Regions from separate parts of the Homo sapiens genome. Here region 1 is linked to region 2. Evidence: chromatin contacts called from ENCODE Hi-C or POLR2A ChIA-PET data. All regions are on one chromosome and are shown on one strand. The core of a region is the stretch at or near the end of the contact, and the rest is flanking DNA. Distances in the headings are between cores, read along the strand shown.

Evidence for each region. Hi-C counts contacts between places; a loop is a spot of excess contacts on that map. ChIA-PET counts read pairs that join two places held with the same protein, here RNA polymerase II (POLR2A). Pooled maps may share reads with other maps.
Region 1: a map of dorsolateral prefrontal cortex shows a loop between it and region 2 (2.2-fold over the local background). The contact joins two enhancer-like sites. A Hi-C loop is called at or near these places in 3 of 168 maps with a recorded cell type or tissue (A673, dorsolateral prefrontal cortex and endothelial cell of hepatic sinusoid) and 2 of 50 pooled maps. POLR2A ChIA-PET finds 5 or more read pairs at or near these places in 6 of 52 experiments (AG04449, CD8-positive, alpha-beta T cell, GM10248 and 3 more).

The regions. Positions count from the first base shown.
Region 1 is chr5:65,842,996-65,847,693 of GRCh38, forward strand. No RefSeq gene overlaps it. Among named protein-coding and RNA genes, the nearest start is that of ERBIN, 81 kb to the right of the region's middle. Within about 2 kb of position 2,461, at least 2 of the 41 ENCODE cell types and tissues checked have a DNase peak (open chromatin) inside an H3K27ac peak, as active enhancers do.
Region 2 is chr5:65,884,812-65,889,176 of GRCh38, forward strand. No RefSeq gene overlaps it. Among named protein-coding and RNA genes, the nearest start is that of ERBIN, 40 kb to the right of the region's middle. Within about 2 kb of position 1,265, at least 2 of the 41 ENCODE cell types and tissues checked have a DNase peak (open chromatin) inside an H3K27ac peak, as active enhancers do.

The DNA.
Region 1 (4,698 bases), core at 1,211-3,710, 41 kb before region 2:
GTGAAGGCCCACTGCATATAATGGCAGGAAGAACTCACTCACTTTCTCTTTCCAGAAGATTTTTTTTTTTTTTTTGGAAACAGGTCTTGCTCTGTGGCACAGGCTGGAGTGCAGTGGTATAACTGGCTCACTGCAGCCTCCATCTCCCAGTCTCAAGTGATCCTCCCACCTCAGCCTCCCAAGTAGTTGGGACCACAGGCATGGGCCACAACACCACAACACCCAGTTTTTTTTTTTTTGTCTTCTAAATTTTGTACAGACAGCATCTCATGCTTCCCAGACTGATGCTGAACTCTTGAGCTGCGGCAATCCTCCTATCTTGGCCTCTCAAAGTGGTAGGATTACAGGCGTGAGCCACCATGCCCAGTTGAAAGTAAGTTGAACTAAGCAGAATTGGGCTTTGAATAGTGAAAAGGAACTGGAACAGTGTTTGCTGTTGTTTTATTTTTCTAATGGTGGTGGAAGGGACGATGCTACAGGGTAGACTTCTAAGTTCTGGATGCTGTCAGAGTCAGACAGAGAATCAGGCAGCTGCTGAGATGCCTGGGTCTTATGGAGCCCGGGCAGAAGCCCATCCTGCCCAGGTCTGTTGTGACCCGGCACTCTTGTCAGTATCACTTCGTGCTCACCCCAGCCCCACTCAAGCACCATTGGTCCACCTTAGTTTCACCTCGTCACTGCATCAGCAAAAGGGATTTTGGGACTGAGAATAAAGTTCTCCCATTAGGAGAGATGAAAGCTGCTCCAACTCTGAGGAGAGAGTCCCCGAAAAGAACAGAAACTTACCATCAGATTGAAGAGAAGGGGACGTGTTCCTTTTGCGACCATGAGCTGAGGTTGTTGAGCATGCCTGAGAGAGTGGTGCAGACTAGGGTCACAGGAATAGTGACCCCCCTCTAGCCCAGAACCTGATGAAGATAAATCTCTCCGTGTCTATAAGGATCTGGCGCAATCTGGAGAAATAAGGGTCATATGTAAATAAACCTAATTGGATTGAAGGGAACTGAGAGGATAGAAGTTAATTCCTGTAAATTTGGATTGATGCCACTAATACCTCCCAATGTAGGCCAGACCATGGGCAAGAGAATATGAATTGAGATGAATCTAAGTTTTCTGTTTTTTAAAGGCTTTAGATAGTTTTCTGACAAGTTAGATCTTCCTTAGTCATAATAGATATAAGGCCAGGCATGGTGGCTCATGCCTGTAGTCCTGTTATTGGAAAGGGGTTCTTATCCAGACCCCAAGAGAGGGTTCTTGGATCTTACACAAGAAAGAATTAGGGGCCAGTCCACAGACTAAAATGAAAGCAAGTTTATTAGGAAAGTAAAGGAATAAAGAATGGCTACTCCATAGACAGAGCAGCCCTAAGGGCTGCTGGTTGCCCATTTTTATGGTTATTTTTTGATGATATGCTAAACAAGGGGTGGATTATTCATGCCTCCCCTTTTAGACCACATAGGTATCTTCCTGACGTTGCCATGGCATTTGCAAACTGTCATGCTGCTGGCAGGAGTGTAGCAGTGAGGACAACCAGAGGCCACTCTCATCGCCATCTTGGTTTTGGTGGGTTTTGGCCAGCTTCTTTACTGCAACTTGTTTTATCAGCAAGGTCTTTATGACCTGTATTTTGTGCCAATCTCCTATCTCATCCTGTGGCTTAGAATGCCTTAACTGTCTGAAAATGCAGCCCAATAGGTCTCAGCCTCATTTTACCCAGCCCCTTTCCAAGATGGAGTTGCTCTGGTTCAAATGCCTCTGACAATCCCAGTGTTTTGGGAGGCTGAAGTGAGAGGATTGCTTGAGCCCAGGAGTTTGAGACCAGCCTGGGCAAGATAGCAAGACCCTGTCTCTAAAAAAAAAAAAAAAAATTAGCCGGGCATGGGGAGCTATGATCCTCCCACTGCACTTCAGCCTGGGTGATAGATTGTCTCTTAAAAAATAAATAAATAAATAAATAAATAAATAAATAAATAAATAAACGAATACATACCTCTATGTAGAGAACAATTGTTTTTTATTTTATTTTTATTTTTATTGAAACAGTGTCTCACTCTCTCACCCAGGCTGGATTGCAATGGCGCAATTTCATCTCACTGCAATCTCCACCTCCTGGGCTCAAGTGATCCTCCCTGCCTCCCGAGTAGCTGGGACTACAGGAACATGCCACCACACCGAGCTAACTGGCTAATTTTTGTATTTTTTAGAGACAGGGTTTTGCCATGTTGCCCAGGCTGGTCTTGAACTCCCGGATTCAAGTAATCCTCCTTCCTTGGCCTCCCAAAGTGCTGGGATTACAGCCACTATGCCCAGCCTAACAGTTGTTTTTTAAATTGAGATAAGATAATAGCATAACATAAAATTTGCCACTTAAAGCACTTTTAAATATACAGTTCTGTGACATTAAACATATTCACATTGTTGTGCAATCATCACCACTATCTATCTCCAGAACTCTTCTTGCAAAACTGAAACTTGTACCCATTACACAACAACTCATTTTGCCCTCCCACCCAGCCTGTGGCAACCACAATTCTACTTTCTGTCTCTATGAATTTGACTACCCTAGATATGTTATATAAGTGGAATCATACAGCATTTGTTCTTTGTGTCTAGCTTAATTTACTTAGCCTCGAGATTCATCTATGTTATGTTAAGAATTCCCTTCCCTTTTTAAGGCTGAATAATATTACACACACACACACACACACACACACACACACACACACACTATATTTTCTTTCTTTTTTTTTTTTTTTGAGACAGAGTTTCATTCCTGTTGCCCAGGCTGGAGTGCAGTGGTGCAATCTTGGCTCACCACAACCTCCCGCTTCTGGGTTCAAGCAGTTCTCCAGCCTCAGCCTCCCGAGTAGCTGGGATTACAGGCATGTGCCACCACACCTGGCTAATTTTGTGTTTTTAGTAGAGACACAGTTTCTCCATGTTGATCAGGCTGGTGTCGAACTCCTGATCTCAGGTGATCCTCCTGCCTCGGCCTCCTAAAATGTTGGGATTACGGGCATGAGCCACCACTCCTGGCCGCCATATTTTCTTTATCCATCCATCAGTGGACATTTGAATTGTTTCTAGCTTTTGACTACTGTGAACAATGCAGCTACAAACATTGGTGTGTAAATCTCTAAGACCTTGTTTTCATTCTTTTGGATGGAAGAATGGACTACCCAGGAGTGGAAGTCCCAAGATCAGCAGTTTGCAAGCTGTAGTATCAAGAGAACTGATAATATATTTCCACACTGAGTCCAAAGGCCTGAGAACCAGAAGAGGCAATGGTGTAAGTTCTAGTTTAAGTTCAAGTCCAAAGGCAGGGGGAAACTGACGTCCCAGGTCAAAGATCAGATCAGATACAGTGAATCCTTCCCTACTCAGCCTTTTGTTCCATTCAGGGCCTTCAATGGGTTGGATGAGGCCTACTCACATTGGGGTGAGCAATCTACTTTACTGAGTCTACTGATTCAAATGTTAATCTCATCCTGAAACACCTTCACAGACACACCCAGAATAATGTTTTATCGAATATTTGGGCACATGGTGGCCCAGTCAAGTTGTCACATAAAATTAACCATCACATATGCAAATTCTCTGTTTAATATTTTAAGGAACCACCATATTGTTTTTTATAGCAGATGTACCATTTTACTATCCCTCCAGCAATGCACAATAGTTCCAATTTCCTCACATCCTTGCCAGCTCTTGTTGTTTTCTGGTTGTTGTTGTTGTTTTTTTAATAGTAGCCATCCTAGTGCATATGAAGTATACTTCTTCCATCATGGGTATAATTTTTATTTCCCTAATGATTAGTGACATTGAGCATCTTTTTCATGTGCTTCTTGGCCATTTATATATCTTATTTGAAGAAATGACTATTCAAATCATCAATTTTTATTATTATTATGTTTTAAGTTCTAGGGCACATGTGCACCACGTGCAAGTTTCTTACATAGGTATACATGTGCCATGTTGGTTTGCTGCACCCATCAACTCATCATTTACATTAGGTATTTCTCCTAACGCTATCCCTCCCCCAGGCCCCCGCCCCACAAAAGTCCCAGTGTGTGATGTTCCCCTCCCTATGTCCATGTGTTCTCATTGTTCAATTCCCACTTATGAGTGAGAACATGCAGTATTTGGTTTTCTGTCCTTGTGATATTTTGCTGAGAATGATGGTTTCCAGCTTCATCCACGTCCCTGCAAAGGATATAAACTCATCCTTTTTTGTAGCTGCATAGTATTCCATGGTGTATATGTGCCACATTTTCTTTATTGCGCCTATTATTGATGGACATTTGGGGTTGGTTCCAAGTCTTTGCTATTGTGAATAGTGCCGCAATAAACATATGTGTGCATGTGTCTTTATAGTAGCATGATTTATAATCCTTTGGGTATATACCCAGTAATGGGATCCCTGGGTCAAATGGTATTTCTAGTTCTGGATCCTTGAGGAATCACCACACTGTCTTCCACAATGGTTGAATTAATTTACACTCCCACCAACAGTGTAAAAGTGTTCCTATTTCTCCACATCCTCTCCAACATCTGTGGTTTCCTGACTTTTTAATGATCGCCATTCTAACTGGTGTGAGACGGTATCTCATTGTGGTTTTGATTTGCATTTCTCTGATGACCAGTGATGATGACCATTTTTTCATGTGTCTGTTGGCTGCATAAATGTCTTCTTTTGAG
Region 2 (4,365 bases), core at 15-2,514:
CCTCTCCTTTCCTTTCCTTTCCTTTCCTTCCTTCCTTCTTTCTTTTTTTTGAGATAGAGTCTTGCTTTGTCACCCAGGCTGGAGTGCAGTGTCACAATCTCAGCTCACTGCAGCCTCTGCCTTCTTGGGTTCAAGCTATTCTCATGCCTCAGCCTCCTGAGTAGCTGGGATTACAGGTGCACACCACCACACCCAGCTAATTTTTGTATTTTTAGCAGAGACGGAGTTTTGCCCTGTTGGCCAGGCTGGTCTTGAACTCCTGGCCTCAAGTGATCCACTGGCCTCAGCTTCCCAAAATGCTAAAATTACAGGCATGAGCTACCATGCCCGGCCTTTTTTTTTTTTTTTTTAATGGGCCGGGGACTGAACCCAGGCCTCCCATGTGGTGTGTTGCGTTGATGTGGCCAAGTCTTGTTAGTACCTAATCTTACCCCTGTAATTCCTCCTTTCCTTTAGGGTTCCAGACTTGCCCACTCCACTCCCAAATTTCAGGAAATGAAGTTCCACCCATGTATCCAGCACCTTGGCCTGGGACTATGTTCTGTGCCACTACATTCGTGGCACCCTTACCACTGGAGGAAACGCAAGGTTGCTCCTTCCTACACTGCTGAGGAAGGGGAACTCAGAGGTAAACTGGCCAATGCAGTTGGCCTATATAATGTGTGTGTGTGTGTGTGTGTGTGTGTGTGTGTGTCCCCTGAAAGTCAGGTTATTGTTGGCTTTTATTATCTCACTTCAAAGAATCCTTGCTGCTTCACATTTCACTCTCATCCTGGTACTGATGCTGTCACAGGTGTTTGAGGAAGAACATGGTTTATCTACATGCAAGTTATTTTTACTTTATTTTATTTTTTATTTTTTGAGACGGAGTCTTGCTCTTTCGCCCATGCCGGCTGCAGTGGCACTATCTCGGCTCGCTGCAAGCTCCGCCTCCCGGGTTCATGCCTTTCTCCTGGCTCAGCCTCCCGAGTATCTGGGACTACAGGCACCCGGCTAATTTTTTGCATTTTTAGTAGAGACGGGGTTTCACCATGTTAGCCAGGATGGTTTTGATCTCCTGACCTCGTGATCCGCCCGCCTCGGCCTCCCAAAGTGCTGGGATTACAGGCGTGAGCCACCGCGCCCGGTTGCAAGTTATTTACTTACCTGTCTTCCACATTAGATTAGCCTGCCTAGGGTAGGATGGTCTTCTCTCTCCCTCTCTCTGTCTCTCTCTGTCTCTCTCTCTCTCTCTCTCTCTCTCTGTCTCTCTCTCTCTCTCTCTCTCTCTGACTCATGGGCTGAGCATTATGCCTGGAGCACAGCAGCTTCTTAGTAAATGACAACTGCTATGTCACCAGGAAGGCACTGACTTCCAGGATATTCACCCTTCACCCTTGCTTGGAAAATCCTTTGCTGCTGGTAGCCACTTATCATTTGATTCATACTCAAACACAAAGGGAAAATAAATTCTGATGTGATCAGTATGACTGTTTTTGATGCAGAGCCAAATTTAGCAAATAGTCTAATAAAGATCTTCACTTTTTTATATAAAGGCTTAGAACTTCCAGAAGTCAAACAAAAAGCCTGTTTAAGGCTAAGCCTTCTCCCATCACTCATCACTATTCAACAACACCGTTTAAGCACTGAATATGCACTAGGTGCTGGGAACACAAAAGTTGGTGAGGAAAGGGTCCCTGGTTTCCTGAATGAGACGAATCATTCAGAGGAAAAGACTAACACAGTAACATAGATGACAATTCAACGTGATGTGGTGAGTGCTGTAATGAAAGGAATAAATGCAGGGTTGTGGTGGCTCAGACAGGTGAGGTGCCAGCTCTGCACAAGGCAACCTATAGACCTCACGTGGACGTCACTAACAAAAGAAATTAGCAGATGAGGGAAACTCCGGGAAACAGGATTCTCTACTTGCAGTTTGGGTGCCCTGGGAGGCAGACTCCGAAACACAGCTTAGTGTTTGGGATATTTATTAGGAAAGAAGAGAAGGAAGAATCAGGCAGAGGGAGAAGCCAAGCTGTGATGCCAGCCTGGCAGCCTCAGCCAATTCTAAGGGGAGCTCTGGAGCTGAAATGGCTCCTCAGGGTTATCCCACAGTGAGCCAAAGTAGCCAGACATTTGTACTCTCACTCCAGTCATTGGATAAGGACTACCTCCAGAGGGATGTAACCTTGGTAGGGGGGATTTCTGCAGCTGAGCCAATTTCTACAAGAACTGACAGTTGAAGGCTGTCTGTCAATTGCATTCCCAGCAGCTGAGACAGCAAATCTTTCCTCACAGGGGGATCTGGGCAGATCATCTCCATGTTCAGCATAGACTACCCCATGTGCTACTTGGATTCATTGCTTCATGTATGAATGGGGCTGTCTTCCTTAGAAGGGGAAGGTTGGTGGAACAAACTACACCTGCTGCTGTGACTGGTCTTGAGACTGCAACTGGTACTCACTTTATCTCTTCTCTTAACCATTCTAAAATCCCTGGGCCCTCAGCTAACATCTCTACTGGTTTTGGTGGCTTACCTGGTGGCATGACCCAGACTATCATTCCTAAGGGGAATGAGCCCATGGTCTCCATGTCCTTCTCAGGCAAGGGACACTTCCTTTGTCTATTTCCATCACCATTTGGCAAGGAGGTAACAAGGATGCCCAAGTAGATTACCTGAGTTCCACAACATAGTCGTCCATGTCCTATTGTGTACTAGCAGCCCTGTCTCTTTCTGATAATCAGTCAATTATCTTTGCCTAGAGAGTGACTCCTCTTCTTGTCTGCTGGTCCCTCAATGCAAGGAGCTCGAAGTGCTCAAGGACAACCTGCTTATGGTTCAACAGGACTCTTATTGTGTTTCCTGAAGGCAGTGTTCTTCCTGTGGGGATCAGAATCTCTAACCCTGCAGAAACTAATGCAATGCAGATGGGCAGCACAAAGTCCCTAGATGGGTCATTGGGAATGATAATAAGTAGGATCATTCCTTCTTCTGCCCCTTGGTTCTCAGTCTCATGATTCTTCCCACTGGGACACTGCACCCTGGAGGATAATGCCCCATCCTCACAAATTATTGGCTTTGAGCTGGTGCTTAAGCACGTTTTCAGCAAACCATTCCAATTCTCTATCTGGCTAGTAGCTTCTGGTTGGTTCGGTATGTGATGAAGACCAGGGAAATTCCAAGGTCATGGGCCCACTGTCACATCTCCTTTGCTGTAAAAAGGGGATGTGTTCTGGGCTGGGGGCGGTGGCTCACGCCTGTAATCACAGCACTTTGGGAGGCCAAGGCGGGCGGATCACGAAGTCAGGAGCTCAAGACCAGCCTGACCAACATGGTGAAACCATGTATTTACTAAAAATCCAAAAAAATTAGCCGGGCATGGTGGTGCCACTTGTAATCTCAGCTACCCGGGTGGCTGAGGCAGGAGAATTGCTTGAACCTGGGAGGCGGAGGTTGCAGTGAGCCGAGATCACACCACTGCACTCCAGCCTGGGGGACAGAGTGAGACTCCATCTCAAAAAAACAAAAAACATACAAACAAACAAACAAACAAACAAAAAATTGGTCTTCTGGTCAGATGGATATTATGTGGAATTCAGTTGGTGGATCAAATACTGCATAAGCTCTTGGAAGATAGTGCTGGCAGAGGCTCTGTAAGCAGGAAAAGCTAACATATAACCAAAACGTTTATCTATTACTGTCCAAAAAAATTGAGTGGAAGGGGCCCACTCTATTCAACTTCTCATCAAGTAGCTGTCTGGTCTCTTGGGGATGGTGTTGCAGTGGTGGCTCAACATTGGTTTCTGTTACTGCCATGTTGGACATCTGGCAACGGCACCAGTTAGGTCAGATTTGGTAAGTGGTAGCCCATGCAACTGGGCTGATGCACAGCCTTCATCTTTCCGCAAGGCTCTACTCATGCGGCCATCATGCCAGCAGTGGGTGGCCAATAACATAGTCTGATTGACATCAGCTAGCCAAGTCATTTTTGTTTATTTGGCTTTTTAGTGTCTCTTTCATGGTTGATTGTCTCTGGTGGGTGTTAATGTGTGATACAAAGATCTTCACACTTTATGCCCACTTTCATATATCCATACACAAATACATCTGCTACTTAATGAGAAATACTGTCAAGAAACCCAAAACCAATTATTTCACCTTAGTCTCTGGGCACTTGTTATTCTGAGTTTCCCAATCTAACCTTTGGATGAGTTTTCCCCACAAAGACTACCACTAATTTGGTAGCAGAATTGAGTGTTAAGATTATTTTCATTTATTTTTAGAAAAAGACACCATTTAAGCTTGTTTTCTATAAAAAGTCGGTAATTTCTTACTTTAATCTTGTCTTCAAATATTCTAAGACCTCTATCCCTATTATTGCTTGT